3 separate regions of the Homo sapiens genome follow, and all the other regions are linked to region 1. The links are chromatin contacts, found by Hi-C or POLR2A ChIA-PET in ENCODE. All regions are on one chromosome and are shown on one strand. The core of a region is the stretch at or near the end of the contact, and the rest is flanking DNA. Distances in the headings are between cores, read along the strand shown. Region 1 overlaps LOC105371291 (a long non-coding RNA gene). Region 2 has its middle 19 kb from the start of CCL22. Region 3 holds the start of COQ9 (coenzyme Q9).

Region 1 (4,842 bases), core at 1,410-3,909:
ACAACTTTAACACAGTTTGGAGAAAACATAGGTTAATATCTTTCTGCCTTCAGGGAAATAATTGTTAAATAAAATACACCAAAAAGCATTAACTGTGATAAAATAATTGATACAATTAAAAAATAACAATTTTGTTTCCCCAAAGATACCTTAAAGCAAATGAGAAGACAAGCTAAATCTGGGAGGAGACATATACACATATACATGCATAATCAGGATTGGTATCAAAAACCCCTATGAACTAGCAAGAAAAGGAAAAATGTGCAAAAAAGCCATGAACCAGCATTTCACCAAAGATGAAACAGCTATGGCCAAAAATTATGACAAGATGCTTAATTAAGCCCACTGGCTATTAGGCACGTGGAAGTCAAGACCACAACGAGACATCATCTTTCACGCATTTGATGGGTAAACATTATGATGTCTGACACTGCTAAATGTTGGCGAGGACGTGGATCAACAGGAACTCTCAAAATTGCTGGTGAGAGTGTAATTAGTTCAAGCACTTTGGAAAAGCAGTTTGGCATTTCTCTTCGTGTAGAGCAGGGGGCCCCAACCCCCAGGCCATGAACTGGCTGGGGAGGAAACATTATCACCTGAGCCCCACCTCCTGTCAGATCAGTGGTAGCGTTAGGCTCTCATAGGACTGAGAACCCTATTGTGAACTGTGCATGTGAGGGATTTAGGTTGTGGGCTCCTTATGAGAATCTAATGCCTGATGATCTGAGGCAGAACAGTTTCATCCTGAAACCATTCCCCACTCTGCCCCCCGAATCTGTGGAAAAATTGTCTTCCATGAAACCAGTCCCTGGTGCCCAAAAGGTTGGGGATCACTGGTATAGAGGCACACTGGCACACCTATGCTCTGGCAAATCTACCTCCCAATTATATCTAAGGGGAAGCCTTGCAGTGTTCCTAGAGATGCACCTGAGAATGTTCATAACAGCGTTGTTAGTAATCACAGAAACAGCCCGACTTCCCCTTGATAGGAGAGTGGCCTTGTGGTATCGTCACAGAACACAGCATTCTAAACCTCTGAAAGCAAATGGACCGCAGCTACCGGCCACAGCGTGGGCAAAGCTAAGACACATAAATGCTGATAAAAAAAAAAAAAAAAGTTCCAGCGACTACAGTTTCATACCTTTAAAAAATTTACTTATTTATTTTACTTTTTTTTTTTTTTTTTGAGGCAGACTCTTACTCTATTGCCCAGGCTGGATTCCAGTGGTGTGACCTTGGCTCATTGCAACCTCCACCTCCTGGGTTCAAGCAATTCTTCTGCTTCAGCTTCCCGAATAGCTGGGACTACAGGTGCTCACCACCATGCTCAGCTAATTTTTGTATTTTTAGTAGAGATGGGATTTTACCATGGAGGCCATGTGATCCTCCCGCCTGAGCCTCTGGAGTAGCTGGGACTACAAGCACACCACCACACCCAGCTTTTTTTTTTTTTTTTTTTTGTAGAGATGGGGGTCTCACTATGTTGCCCAGGCTGAGATTACAGGCATGAGCCACCACACTTGGTCAATACCATTTTTTTTTTTTTTTGGAGACAGTGTCTTGCCCTGTCACACCCAGGCTGGAGCACAGGGGTGCAATCTTGGCTCACTGCAACCTCTGTATTCCAGGCTCAGGCAATTCTCCTGCCTCAGCCTCCCAAGTAGCTGGGGTTATAGGCGTGTGCCACCATACCTGGCTAATTTTTTGTATTTTTAGTAGAGACTGATTTTTACCATGTTAGCCGGGCTGGTCTCAAACTCCTGGCCTCAAGTTGATCTGCCCACTTCGGCCTCCCAAAGTGCTGGGATTACAGGCGTGAGCCACCGTGCCCAGCCCATACCTTTTTAATAATGGTTTAATGCCAAGAAAAAGTAAGTAATACATATCTAAACATTTATACTGCACTGAACTATACAGACAGAGCTGTAAAGGGCACATACAAAATTCAGGATGCCTCTGGGGAGGGGAGGTAGGGAAGGGTAGGGGAGACTCAGGAATTTGGATTTTGTTTGCAGGCAAAGGAGGGGGCACTGTTTCTAAGAAGAGTGATGATACCACCGTATTTTTGAAAAATGATGAAACAGCGTGGGGGAAACTGCTATGTCTTCCATATTCAGGCTTTTTCTTCTCCAAGCCCATTTCCTCCCTAGCAATGATAAGAGGAAACACTCCCGGTGAGTCAGATGCTCTCTAAATATTTTTGCTCATTGAATGTTGACACCAGCCCTGTGTTTAGTATCATACTGGGAACACGCATGAGGAGCTGAAGCACAGACAGGTTAAGTGGCTCGCCCAGGGTCATACAGCTACTCAGTGCTGGAGCCGAGATCACACCAGGCTCTGCTTCCCCACCAGAACCATGAGAGGTTGGGAGTGACCCTACTGGACAGGGATATCTGAGGTGGGAGGGGCTGTGTGTGTGTTCATGCTGAGGCCGGCATGCTTAGAACATCAACCTCAATTTTCCTCCCCACAGGGTCTGGCGGGGAGGCAGGGAGCAAGGTCGTTAAGGGTGGGCAGGGTGAGGGGGAGATTCCCTGACAGCCTGGGTTCTGCCCCTCACTTGCTACAGCCCCATGCAAGCCTCTTGGCCTCTCTGAGGCTCTGTATTCTCACCTGTCAAATGGGGGTTGTCCTGGGTGTTACTTCAAAGGCTGATGAGAAAGGAGTGAGTGGGCTGGCTCGCAGCCTGGCGTGACAAGCAATGCATAAATGTATGCCGTATGAGTCACCTGTCCACAGTGGCCCCAGCAGCTCTCTCTAGCAGGGCTTGGCCAAGACTAGGCCCTCAGAGTGTAAGAAAACTCCTGGTTTGGTGCCTAGCACACTATAGATGTGGCAAACTGTGTCCAAGAACGTTTTGATGGGAGCCTGCCTGGATGACAGAAGATCAGAGTGTGCTGGAATGTCCCACCCTTTCCAGCTTCCCGCAGCCAAGCCAGGCTCTGGGGTGATCATTCCCATAGCAACCACCAGGGGTCAGGGCTGGCCACTTCTGCCTTCTTCCCTCATCCTAGCGCCTGTGGGTGGCGATGACATCCCTGCCATCTATGAGGTGGAGCATTTCCAACAAGAGCAGGTCTGAGGCCCTGGCTTGACTTTCCCAGTCCTGTTAAAGAAGAACATTGGTAAGTGTGTCCATCCATCTGTTGGGCTGTCTGTTGTTCTAACATTCACCCATCCATTTATACTTTTGTCCATTCATCCATTTATCTGTTCATTCTTTTGTCTGCCCATCCATCCATTATCGCTTTATCTTCTATTTCCTCATCTATCCACTCATCTGTTCCTTCATCCAGCCATTCATCTGACTATCCATCTGTCCATTGTCCTCCACCCGTCATCCATCCGTCCAGCCTCCATCCATTCATCCGTCCATCTATCCATTCTAATGTCTGCGTGTCCATCTGTCCATCTATCCATCCATCCCTCCATCCATCCATCCTTCCTTCCTCCTTCATCCACTCATCTGTCCATTCTAATGTCTGTGGGCTCTTCTCTTCATCCATCCATTCATCCATCCATCCATCCATCCATCCATCCATCCATCCAATGTTCAAACACCTGTCCATCTACTCTCTGTCTATCCAACATGCAGTGAGACCTTCTGTTGAGCCAGGACTTGCTCAGCTCCAGGGTACCCTATGAAGGAAGGAGACCCAGTTCCCGTTTCTGCCACTTCACTCCCCCACCTTTGGCTCACCATTTGCTGGGGAGTGGAGAAGTATCAGGCAGTGATAACATAATGAGATGTGTGTGGTCAAGCTCGGAGGTGCAAAAATGTCATATTAATTTTTATGTCACATTAGACTCCAAGGCCTCTCATCCCCTGCATGGGTAGGAAATTCAACTCGTCCTTTATGGAGAAGGCCATTGGGTTAAACAAAAATCTGGGTGGCTTAGGTTGCTTGCTCCTGGAAGGAAAACGGGGGAAGGGCCTGGGGTTAGACTCCGTGGTCTCAACGTGGTTCTCTACACCCTCCAGGCTTGGTCCAGGGAAAGCTTTGCTAAGGCTGAGAAGCCTGCTTCTCAGAAGCACGCCAGACCTGCTTTCAGGCTGTGCCTGGCACAGTGGGAGCCTCTGGTCTCAGACAGGCCCTGCATTTGTTCCCTTACCCAGGAACCCAGGCTGCAAGAACACAGACCTCTCTGGAGTGCCTGGAGCCTGTGGGCTTGGCTGCTTCCGCTAGCAGATGTTAGAGTGGGGAGAGAGGTGTCACCCAGCCTGGCCCGGGTGGTGCAGGGCAGGAGGGTTTCCTGTGGGAGGTGACTTCTACACCAAGACCACAGTGTTGAACAGGGTTAGGCAGGAGAAAAGGGAGGGGAAGTGGCACAGGCTTGGGGTTGGGTGTGGTGGGGGTAGAGAGAGAATGCAGGAGAGTGGGCTTGGTGAGCAGAGTGGCGGTGGGAGGAGCTGGAGAGAAACCAGAAAAATAAGGAAGAGCCAATTATGGTGCTCGGGAAGTAGGGAGATACTGAAGCTCTTTGACCAGGGGAGTTCCTGATCCAAGTGGTGTTTCAAGAAGATCACTCTGGCAGGGGGTGGAGGCAGGTTGGAGTGGCATCCAGGGAGGAGTAGCTGTCCTAGATTGTGCTTGGGCATCAGCAGCAGGTGATGATGAGCCACCACACCTGGGTCATGCTGCCAGCAGGAATAAAGGGAGGGGCGAGGCTCTGGGAGGTGCTGGGAGGTAGAACCCACACTGCAGGTCAGGTGAGGGTGAGGGTGAGGTTGGAGCATCATCAAGGCTGATGTCTTGGACTCTTGGGTAGTTGGGGTGGCCTGTCTGTAACTAAGATGGGGAACCCAACGGAGGGAAGAGAATTGGTGATGTGTGTGGC
Region 2 (4,842 bases), core at 989-3,488, 250 kb before region 1:
GCTTTGACCTCTCAAAGTGCTGGGGTTATAAACATGAGCCACCCTGCCTAGCCTGTAGTATGTTTTTAAGTCAGAAAGTGTGATGTTTCCAACTTTGTTTTTCTCTTTCAATATTATTTTGGCAATTTGGGTTCTCTTGAGTTTCCATATAAATTTTAGAATTTTTTTTAAAAATGATGTTGGGATTTTGATAGGGATTGGATTAAATTTGTAGATTGCTTTGGTTACTATTGACATCTTAACAATATTAAGTCTTTTGATCCATGAACATAGGATGTCTTTCCATTTATTTGTGTCTTTGTTTCTTTCAGAAACATTTGTAGTTTTCAACATATAAGCCTTTTATCTTGTTGGTTAGGTTAGGTTTATTCCTACATATTTTATTCTTTTTGATGCTATTGTAAATGGAATTATTTTCTTAATTTTATTTTCAGATTGTTAATTGTTAGTGTGTAGAGATGCAATTGTTGTTTGCTTTTTTTTTTTTTTGACAAGATCTGGCTCTGTCACCCAGGCTGGAGAGCAGTGGTGCGATCTCGACTCACTGCAACCTCTGCCTTCCAGGCTCAAACCATCCTCCTGCCTCAGCCTCCCAAGTAGCTTGGACCACAAGCGTGCACCACCACACTCAGTGAATTCTGGTACTTTTTGTAGGGACAGGGTTTCGCCATATTGCCCAGGCTGTTCTTGAACTTGTGAGCTCAAGTGATCCATCTGCCTTGGCATCCCAAAGTGCTGGGATTACAGGCATAAGCCACCACACCCAGCTGCAATTGACTTTTATGTGACCATTTTGTGTCCTGCAACTTTACTGAATTGTTTGTTAGTTTTAATAGCTTTTTAATGGATGCAATTTTTAGGGTTTGCTGCATATAGGATCATGTCATCTTCAAACAGAGATAATTTTACTTCTTCATTGTCAATATGGATGCCTTTTATTTCTCTTTCTTGCCTAATTGCTCTGGCTAGGATTCCAGTACTATGTTATTAGAAGTGGTGAAAGCAGGCATCCTTACTTATTCCTGGTCTTAGAGAACAAGCTTTCAGTCTTTCACTATCAGGTTTGTTTTAATCTGCACATAACTATGCTTAGGTAGTTTCCTTCTATTCCTAGTTTGTTGTGTATTTCTCCATTGTTTTGGACAAAAGTCATGTGTTAATCTTACTGTCATTTCTGTGTATATGATGGATTTTCTTTTCTGCTTTCAAGTTTTTATTTTCTTCTTTTCAACAGTTTAATTATAACGTGCTCATGTGTGGATCTCTTTGAGTCTATCCTACTTCTGGCTCATTCAGATTCTAGGATGTGTAGATTAATGTTATCATCAAATTTTGGAATTTTTCAGCCATTTTTTTCTTTGAATATTTTTTCTGCCCATTTCTCTATTTTTTCCCTCTTTCTCAGAGTCCTGTTACCTGGATGTTGGTGCATTTGATGATGGGCCAAGGCTTCTTAGTCTCTGTTCATTTTCTTCAGTCTTTTTTCTCTCCATTATTCAGCTTGTATAATCTCTGCTGATCTATCCTCAAGATTGCCAATTCTTTATTTTGTCAGCTCAAATTTGCTTTTAAGCCCCTCCAGGGAAATTTTCATTTTAGACACTATACTTTTCAAATCCAGAATTTCTATTGGTTCTCTTAAAAATAATTTTTCTTGGCAGGGCACGGTGGCTCATGCCTCTAATTCCAGCACTGTAGGAGGCTGAGGCGGGTGGATCACCTGAGGTCAGGTGTTTGAGACTAGCCTGGCCAACATGGAAAAACCCCATTTCTACTAAAAATACAAAACTTAGCAGAACTTATAACAAACTACAAAAACTTATAACAAAACTGCAAAACTGTGAGAAAAAATAATCATTTGAAAACTGGAGATTGATCAAAATTATAAGTAGTAGGTAGAATAATGGGTGACAGAGTGAGATTCTGTCTCAAAAAAAGAAAAAAGAAAAAACTAACACAGTATGTAACAAATTGAGAAGTGTTTACTTTGAAAAGTCTTGAACTTTAATGAGAAAAGAATGAGGGCTTTGTGTGGGTGGGTGGGTGTTTCAGAGCTTCCTCACTCAGTCATTCTGGAAGTCCCATCTATATGTGATACATTCTTACAATGGAATACTGTGGAGGAATGAGAATGAAGTAAAAGGGCAAGCAAAGACATGGCTGAATCTCCTAAACATAATGTTGAATGAAAGGAGTCAGGCACAGGCCAGGTGCAGTGGCTCATGCCTGTAGTCCTAGCTGCTAGGGGAGCTGAGGTGGGAGGATAGCTGAGGTTGAGGCTGAAGCGAACCGTGATCGTGCCACCGGACTCCAGTCTGGGTGACAGAGCGAGACGCTGTCTCAAAAAAAGAGAAGAAGTCAGGCATAAAGGAATGCTTTCTGTATGATTCAGTGTTTCTTTCTGTTCTTTGTTTGTTTGTTTTTTTGAGACAGTGTTTCTCTCTGTCACCCCCCCCGGCTCATTGCAGCCTTGGCCTCCCAGGCTCAAGTGATCCTCCCACCTCAGTCTCTCTAGTAGCTAGGGGCCACAGGCTTGCATCACCATGCCTGGCTAATTTTTGTATTTTTTTTTTTTTTTTTGGAGAGATGGGGCCTCACTACATTGCCTAGGCTGGTCTCGAACTTGGGCTCAGGTAATCCTCCTACCTCAGCTTCCCAAAGTGCTGGGATTAGAGGCATGAGCACCCAGTGCACCCAGTCACTTTTTCTATGATTCAAATAGAAATAACTAGTTTAGGTATTAGGAGCCAGAATGGGCTTTCCTTGGTGGTGGCAGCAGAGGGGTTGTGATGGAAGAGGTCATGAGGGGGTTTCTGGGTTCTTCTTCTTCTTCTTCTTCTTCTTTTTTTTTTTTTTTTTTTTTTTTTTTTGAGACAGAGTCTTGCTCTGTCACCCAGGCTGGAGTGCAGTGGCGTAATCTCTGCTCACTGCAACCTCTGCCTCCCGGATTCAAGCAATTCTCCTGCCTCAGCCTCCCGAGTAGCTGGGACTGCAAGCACCCACCAACACGCCTGGCTAATTTTTGTATCTTTAGTAGAGATGGGGTTTCACCATATTGGCCAGGCTGGTCTCAAACTCCTGACTTTGTGATCCGCCTGCCTCGGCCTCCCAAAGTGCTGGGATTACAGGTGTGAGCCACCATGCCCAGCTCTTGTTCTTCTTCTTCTTTTTTTATTTTTTAACTTTTTATCTTCTAGTAATTTCAAACTTACAGCAAATTTGCAAAAATAGAGTAAAGAAATCCTGTATTTCCTGTATTTCCATCATCCTGATCCACCAACTGTTAACATTTTACCACTTGAGAAAATAATAATTCTTTCCGTACGAGGAGTCCAAGCCCATGTAGATACAGCATCCCTGTGACAGTGACTTCCAGGATCCCACACTAAAAGAAGGGCAAGAGGAGGAGCCTTCTGACACATGGTTGGTCCTGGGGGACCCATTCCTTAGGTAGGTGGCCACTGACCACAGAAAGAGATGACACTGTTCATTGTCCAGTTTGAAGGCTCCTGAGATTCCAAACGCTCTTGGTTCCCCCCTGGTCTTCTCTATAATTCTCCATCTGTGTCCAGATTACCAGGCTTCAGGGTGAGTAAATAACAGGGAACCGAGGGTTGGGAGGCACTACGGAAAGAACCCTGGGCTCTGGGATAAACGTCCATACATTTTCTTCTTCTTTCTTCCCCTCACACCATTCCTCATGCTTTTCTGCTTCCCCTTTCTGCTTCCTTCCCTATAAGATGTCACCTCCTCTCAGTTTCAGCCACTACCTCTTGTCTGGGGACTGGGAGTTGGAGTTTCCCTGGGTCAAGCATGTCACCGTCCAGCTCGGGTGTTCCATCTGTGAAATGTGCAAGGGGCATTTATACCCTTTCAATCACCAAAGGCTGTTGTAAAGATCATTTGGAGCTGCGAATGTGCAAGTTGTTGATCCTCAAATAGCCTGGCAGTGGCAGGCATGACCAGTCCCATTTCACAGAGTCAGGGCCTGAGTCCCAAGGGCACAGGGCCTGGTAGTCAAGCTTCACTGCCAGTTGGTAGCAGAGCCCGTATCTCTGAGACTTAGGATATAGCCATGCTACTCACACCCTCACCCTACAGGCTATAAGATGACTCTCATTTTTATAGAATACCAAAAAGCCAATTGGAAACCCACAAAACATATCAAATGGCAGAAGAGGTAGATGGAATGTGTAGAATTGTTTGCTTTTCTAAGGGTTTTCTTCTTGAAGAAAGAGCAATTGTGGTTTTACAATGGGACTTGCTCGGAAATCCAGGCCAGGACAAGCTGCTTATTCAGAACAAAGTCCTGGAGGGTAAGTCATCTTCTCTTTGCCCAATCATTGTTCCTTGGAGGATGTCCATTATTTGCAGAGCCTGGCTGGCTCTTTGCCAAACCTATTTCCTCTTCTTGAGTACACCTCTTCTGTTTCCCAGCCTTCCTTGCAAACAGGTGAGGTCAGGTGTCTGAATTCTGGCTAATGGAATGTGATCAGAGCTGATGCACCCAACTTCCAGGCTTGGACCAAAAAAGTTTCCCACGCTCCAGGCCTGCTTCTATTTTCCCTTTTATGACTTGATGTAGATGAACACGGCGATCTGTTAACAACAGCAGAACCACAAATGGGAGGAGTCCGGGTGCCTGAACCGCCACTTGGAGAAGAGCTGCCCATTAATCAGGAACATCTGTTTTGGACTTTATGTGGTGAAACATAAACTTACTGTGTCTGAGCCATTATACAATTTGAGGTTTGTTTGTTATGACATCTGACGTTACAGTACCTAATACATGCCAGTTTACCTGATTCCAATGGTTCCTTTTTTAACTACAGAAGACATTTA
Region 3 (4,842 bases), core at 611-3,110, 140 kb before region 1:
CCTGCTGTGCAATCCAAGTCAGCCATTGCCCCTCTCTGGGCCTCAGTTTCCCTGCCAGCTTTAGCAGAATGGTAGGAAGGCACAATTACAACCTGCAAATGAGACCTAAGAAACCTACTATGTGCCTGTCCCTACACGGGAGACAGACAAGAAGACACTTGTTCCCTGCCCTCAAGAGAACGCTCTGTCTAGACACTTAGACTAAGACCTTAGAGGTTTTTTTTTTTTTTTTTTTTTTTTTTTTTTTGGCAGAGTCTTGCTCTGTTGCCCAGGCTGGAGTGCAATGGCACAATCTTGGCTCACTGCAACCTCCGACTCCGGGGTTCAAGCGATTCTCCCGCCTCAGCCTCCCAAATAGCTGGGATTACAGGCACCCACCACCACACCCAGCTAATTTTTGTATTCTTTGTAGAGATGCGGTTTCGCCATGTTGCCCAGGCTGGTCTCGAACTCCTGAGCTCAAGTGATCCACACGCCGCAGCCTCCCAAAGTGCTGGGATTACAGGCATGAGCCTGGCCCAGAATTTTTTTTAAAAAGTGAGAATCAACAATGAAACAGGAACGTCTCCAGGCATTTGGCGTGTGTCAGGAATTAGGGTTTCAGAAAGGATACCCAAATGTTAGTTTCCACAGGAAAGGCTCATTCAAAGATGGATGGATAGAACTCAGAAACAAATCCTTATGGAGAGGAGTGTTTTACCTAAAACCAGAAATATGGATCTAAAATTTTAACCTTTGGGGTAAGTTTTGGCTTAGGAGGTCTTCCCCGCACCCGTGCAGGGGGGAGCCGGATATTCTGAAAAGACTAGATTTGACAAGGGGTGTGCAAAGCACAACTTTAACAGACACAATGATGGGGTCTGACTGCAAACACAAAATCGACAGAATCACATGCTCTTGTCGTCAGTTACTCTTAGCCCAAAAACCGTTTACTTCTTCCTACTAAGCCTTCTCTGATGACACCCCCGTGAAGTGCTCTGTTAGTGGCTAGACCGTGACCTCCTTGAGCCATCCAGAGCTTGGCACTCAGTAATGTCAGAATGAAGGGCACCAGCCTTTCCCGAACTTGCAGATCCTACAAATCACCCGAGGGAGTGGTTAAAATGAGATTCCTGGACCACACCCAGACCCACTCAATCAATCCTTCTGGACAAAGGCCTAGCTGTCTGTTCTAGTAACAAGCATCCTTCCGATCTGGATACTTAATTATATCAACTCAACACGCTGGGGGTTCGGACAAGTTGCAGGTTCGAAATTACAATCGTGAGCTCAGGTACCCCCCGACTCCAAGGCTTTCGTGCTTTGCTGCCAGGAACCCCCAGGGACCAAAACGTCACGGGGACTGAGGCCCAAGGTCACAACGATTGGCTACTGGTAGGACCGGGTCTCAGAACCAGGTCTCCCCGATCCCAAGCTCGGAGCCGTTTCTCCTCAGCGTGGTGTCCCCGGGGCCTCAGAGTAGGGCCGGCTGCGCAAGGGACGAGGCAGCCGGGGAACGGCAGAAATTCCCAGTCAGGACCCCAGGGAGGTTAGGGCCGGCCCTGGCCCCTCACACCGACTTCTCAGGAATAAACCAGCCGGGGCTTTCAGCGGGGCGGCCGTGGCTGCGTTCCCATCGAGGAACGGGGTGGGAAGAGAAAATGAGAGGATGTGGGAACGAGGGTGGGCCGGGAGGGGACAGTTGAGGGAGCTCTGGCGCTCAGCTGGCCCCCACCACTCTCACCTGCCGCCTGGGCTCGCTCCCGGCTTCTCTCCAGCCGTCGACTCCACGCCTTGCGCCTCTCGCGAGAGGAGGAGGCTCCACGGAGCGACGACTTCCGCCCTCCTTAGGGCCGTGGTCCCGTAGCTACCGGTCGCGTCGCCGTGGGCGACGTGCCCGCTTCCAAAATGGCGGCGGCGGCGGTATCTGGTGCGCTTGGCCGGGCGGGCTGGAGGCTCCTGCAGCTGCGATGCCTGCCCGGTGAGGGGGCTGCCAAGCCGGGGAGAGGCGGGGAGCGCGGAGGGGGCGCGAGGCCGGCTTCAGCTGGGTTCGACGGTGGGGGGAAGAGGCCGTTGGGGCGGCCCACGAGCAAGGTGAGGTGAAGGGCATCGGCGCGGGCTCGGGCGAGCCGCCTGGCTAGCTTCGGCCCTGCTCCGCTGTCTGTGAGGGGCAGATGCAGCGGGGCAGGGCCTGTCACCCCCATTTCATGGAGTTGGCAGAGCCTCAGAGAGGGCTCGGGGTACGAAAGTCACGCAGCCTGAGCCTGTTGGTTACAGAACTGGCAGTCGCAGACCCATTCTCAAGTCCATTGCCAAGTCCACTGGAAGGACAGGTGGACACGGCCACAGAGAGCCTAGTCCATTGTTTCCCGAAAGCCAGCCGTTTCCTCACCACTTCACGAATTCTGTGATACTCTCTTACCACCTTTGCCACTATGTACTCAGTATTTTTATTTTTAAATAGGAGTTCTTAAAGAGGAAACTTTATATCATTGTCATAAATGGAAAACTAATATCGCCTTCCTTAATTAGAACGTATGCATTAACACTTTAGCATACATACATAACTGATGAAACGTTCACCTGTATTTCACCTAAAATCTTCTCATGACCCTCAGTGGTACTACAGTCATACTTTGCATCTGCTCCTTCCTTTTCAAAGTTTTGCGGATATTTGTGCCGTATCTTTCAGTACATGTATTAAAATATTGATATTTTGGCACATACTATTCTGTTTCTTTTTTTTCTTTTTTTTTTTTTTCTGAGACAGGGTCTGGCTCCTCAGCCTCCCAAGGAGCTGGGACTACAAGTGCGTGCCACCCTACTTGGCTTAATTTTGTTGTTGAGACAGAGTCTCACTCTGTCACCCAGGCTGGAGTGCAGTGGTACAATCTCGGCTCACTGCAGCCTCTACCTCCTGGGTTCAAGTGATTCTCCTGCCTCAGCCTTCCTAGTAGCTGGGGTTGTGCCACCATGCCCAGCTAATTTTTTATTTTTAGTAGACGGGGTTTCACCATGTTGGCCAGGCTAGTCCAAAACTCCTGACCTCAAGTTATCTGCCTGCCTCAGCCTCCCAAAGTGTTGGGATTACAGGTATGAGCCACCGCCTAGCCCCCTTTTGTTGTATTTATACAAAATTCCAAACTAAAGATGTGTAGTAAAAGTAATGTCTATGACCCCGCAAATCCACCAAGAGAAATGAAGGTATGTGTCTACAAAAAAGTTAGTACAAGTATATTCATAGCAATTTTATTCATAGTAGCCAAACACAGAAACAGTCCAGTTGTCTAGCAACAGAATAGTATTTTTTTTATGGAATACTATTCTGCAATAAAAACTAAAAATCAGTCAAAGAGAAAGCTGGACACTAAAGTGATAAGGACCATTTTTAATCAGTAATAACTATTGCAATAGGGAAAAGAGTCTAGCATGAACGGAGCCCAACCTTGAGTTTAGAGCATGCAGAAGTCACTGGGTGTTTCAAAGAAAAAATGAGGGAGGAGGGAGGAAGGCAGGTGGGGACTCAGTAGAGTCAGGATAGTGAATAATTATAAATAAGATTGGTCTGCTAGCTGGCAGTTAACAAAGTTAGGATTCTGTTTTCCCACAGGGAGACAAGCCCTATCCTTCTTAAGTGTTAGCCTGAACAAACAGTAAAATTTTTTTTGACAGCCTTGAGTTTTCTCAGGCAGGCACTTTAAAGGGGGGTAGGGTTATCTTAAGGGATGTGGCCCTGAGTGATGCTTATGTTAGTGTGTGTTCAAGTCTTTATAGGCCAAGGTTGAGGCCTAGATAAGAAGAGGGCTCAGAGGAGCCTGGTTAGAGCCTGATCAAGGAGAGAATCTTTGCCAGATATACTGATAGGCATAAAAATATGGATCAATCTCAAAAATATACTAAGTGGTCCAGGTGTGGTGGCTCACACCTGTAATCCCAGCACTTTGGGAAGCTGAGGTGGGAGGGTTGCTTGAGCCGAGGAGTTCAAGACCATCTTGGGCAACATAGCAAGACTCTGTCTCTATTTAAACTTAAAATAAATAAATATATATATATACACACACATATATAGTCCTAAGTGAAAGAAGCTTTACTGAAACATGTACATATAGATGAAATCTTAGGACAGGCAAAACTAAGACAAGCAAAAACTAACCTAGAGTGAAAAATTCAGAACAGTATGAATGGGGAATGACTGAAAAGGCATAAGGGAACTTTCTGGGGTGACAGTAATGTTCTCTGTTTAGATTGGGTTTAGGTTGTGCAAGTGTATACATTTGTCAAAACTCATAGAATGGTACACTTAAGATTTATGCATTTCATTGTGTGTAAATGGCATCTGAATAACAAAACAGTGAACGTAGAAGTCTTTGATGCTAAAATGTTTAGAGGTGAATAATACTGATATCTGCAACAAATGCACTGAAAATCAAGATGGATGAATGAAGAACATGACAGATGTGTTGAACCTAGTGGCAGATATACAGGTGTTCATTCCATAATTCTTTCAATTTGCGTGTTTGAAAATTTTTATAATAGGCTGGGCATGATGGCTCACGCCTGTAATCCTAGCACTTTGGGAGGCCAAGACGGGCGATCACTTGAGGTCAGGAGTTTGAGACCAGCCTGGCCAACATGGCGAAACTCCGTCTCTACTAAAAATACAAAAGTGAGCCTGAGAGTGGTGGCGGGTGCCTGTGATCCCAGCTACTCGGGAGGCTGAGGCACGAGAATCACTTGAGCCTGGGAGGCAGAGGTTGCAGTGAGCCGAGATAATCTCACTGCACTCCAGCTTGGCCGACAGAGTGAGACTCTGACAAAAAAAAAAAAAAAAAAGAAAATTTTTAGAATAAAAAATGTTGGGAA

The links. A loop is a pair of places that touch in the nucleus more often than their neighbours do. ChIA-PET counts read pairs that join two places held with the same protein, here RNA polymerase II (POLR2A). Pooled maps may share reads with other maps.
Region 2: a loop to region 1 is called in a pooled map, with 7 times the contacts of the local background. The contact joins two enhancer-like sites. A Hi-C loop is called at or near these places in 1 of 168 maps with a recorded cell type or tissue (GM12878), 9 of 37 single-sample maps with no recorded cell type and 4 of 50 pooled maps. POLR2A ChIA-PET finds 5 or more read pairs at or near these places in 3 of 52 experiments (activated T-cell, activated naive CD4-positive, alpha-beta T cell and endothelial cell of umbilical vein).
Region 3: a loop to region 1 is called in a pooled map, with 4 times the contacts of the local background. The contact joins the promoter of COQ9 here to the enhancer-like site in region 1. A Hi-C loop is called at or near these places in 5 of 50 pooled maps. POLR2A ChIA-PET finds 5 or more read pairs at or near these places in 2 of 52 experiments (GM10248 and activated CD4-positive, alpha-beta T cell).

The regions. Positions count from the first base shown.
Region 1 is chr16:57,588,597-57,593,438 of GRCh38, forward strand. All of the region lies in intron 1 of LOC105371291 (a long non-coding RNA gene), which reads right to left. Among named protein-coding and RNA genes, the nearest start is that of ADGRG1, 38 kb to the right of the region's middle. RefSeq lists a silencer at 1,043-1,112 and an enhancer at 4,316-4,395. Within about 2 kb of position 2,660, at least 13 of the 41 ENCODE cell types and tissues checked have a DNase peak (open chromatin) inside an H3K27ac peak, as active enhancers do.
Region 2 is chr16:57,337,478-57,342,319 of GRCh38, forward strand. No RefSeq gene overlaps it. Among named protein-coding and RNA genes, the nearest start is that of CCL22, 19 kb to the right of the region's middle. Within about 2 kb of position 2,239, at least 2 of the 41 ENCODE cell types and tissues checked have a DNase peak (open chromatin) inside an H3K27ac peak, as active enhancers do.
Region 3 is chr16:57,445,619-57,450,460 of GRCh38, forward strand. It overlaps COQ9 (coenzyme Q9), which reads left to right and starts at 1,861. Exons shown (of 9, transcript NM_020312.4): 1 at 1,861-1,960. The coding sequence starts at 1,888. It overlaps CIAPIN1 (cytokine induced apoptosis inhibitor 1), which reads right to left and starts at 1,767. Exons shown (of 9, transcript NM_020313.4): 1 at 1,724-1,767. RefSeq lists an enhancer at 1,679-1,973.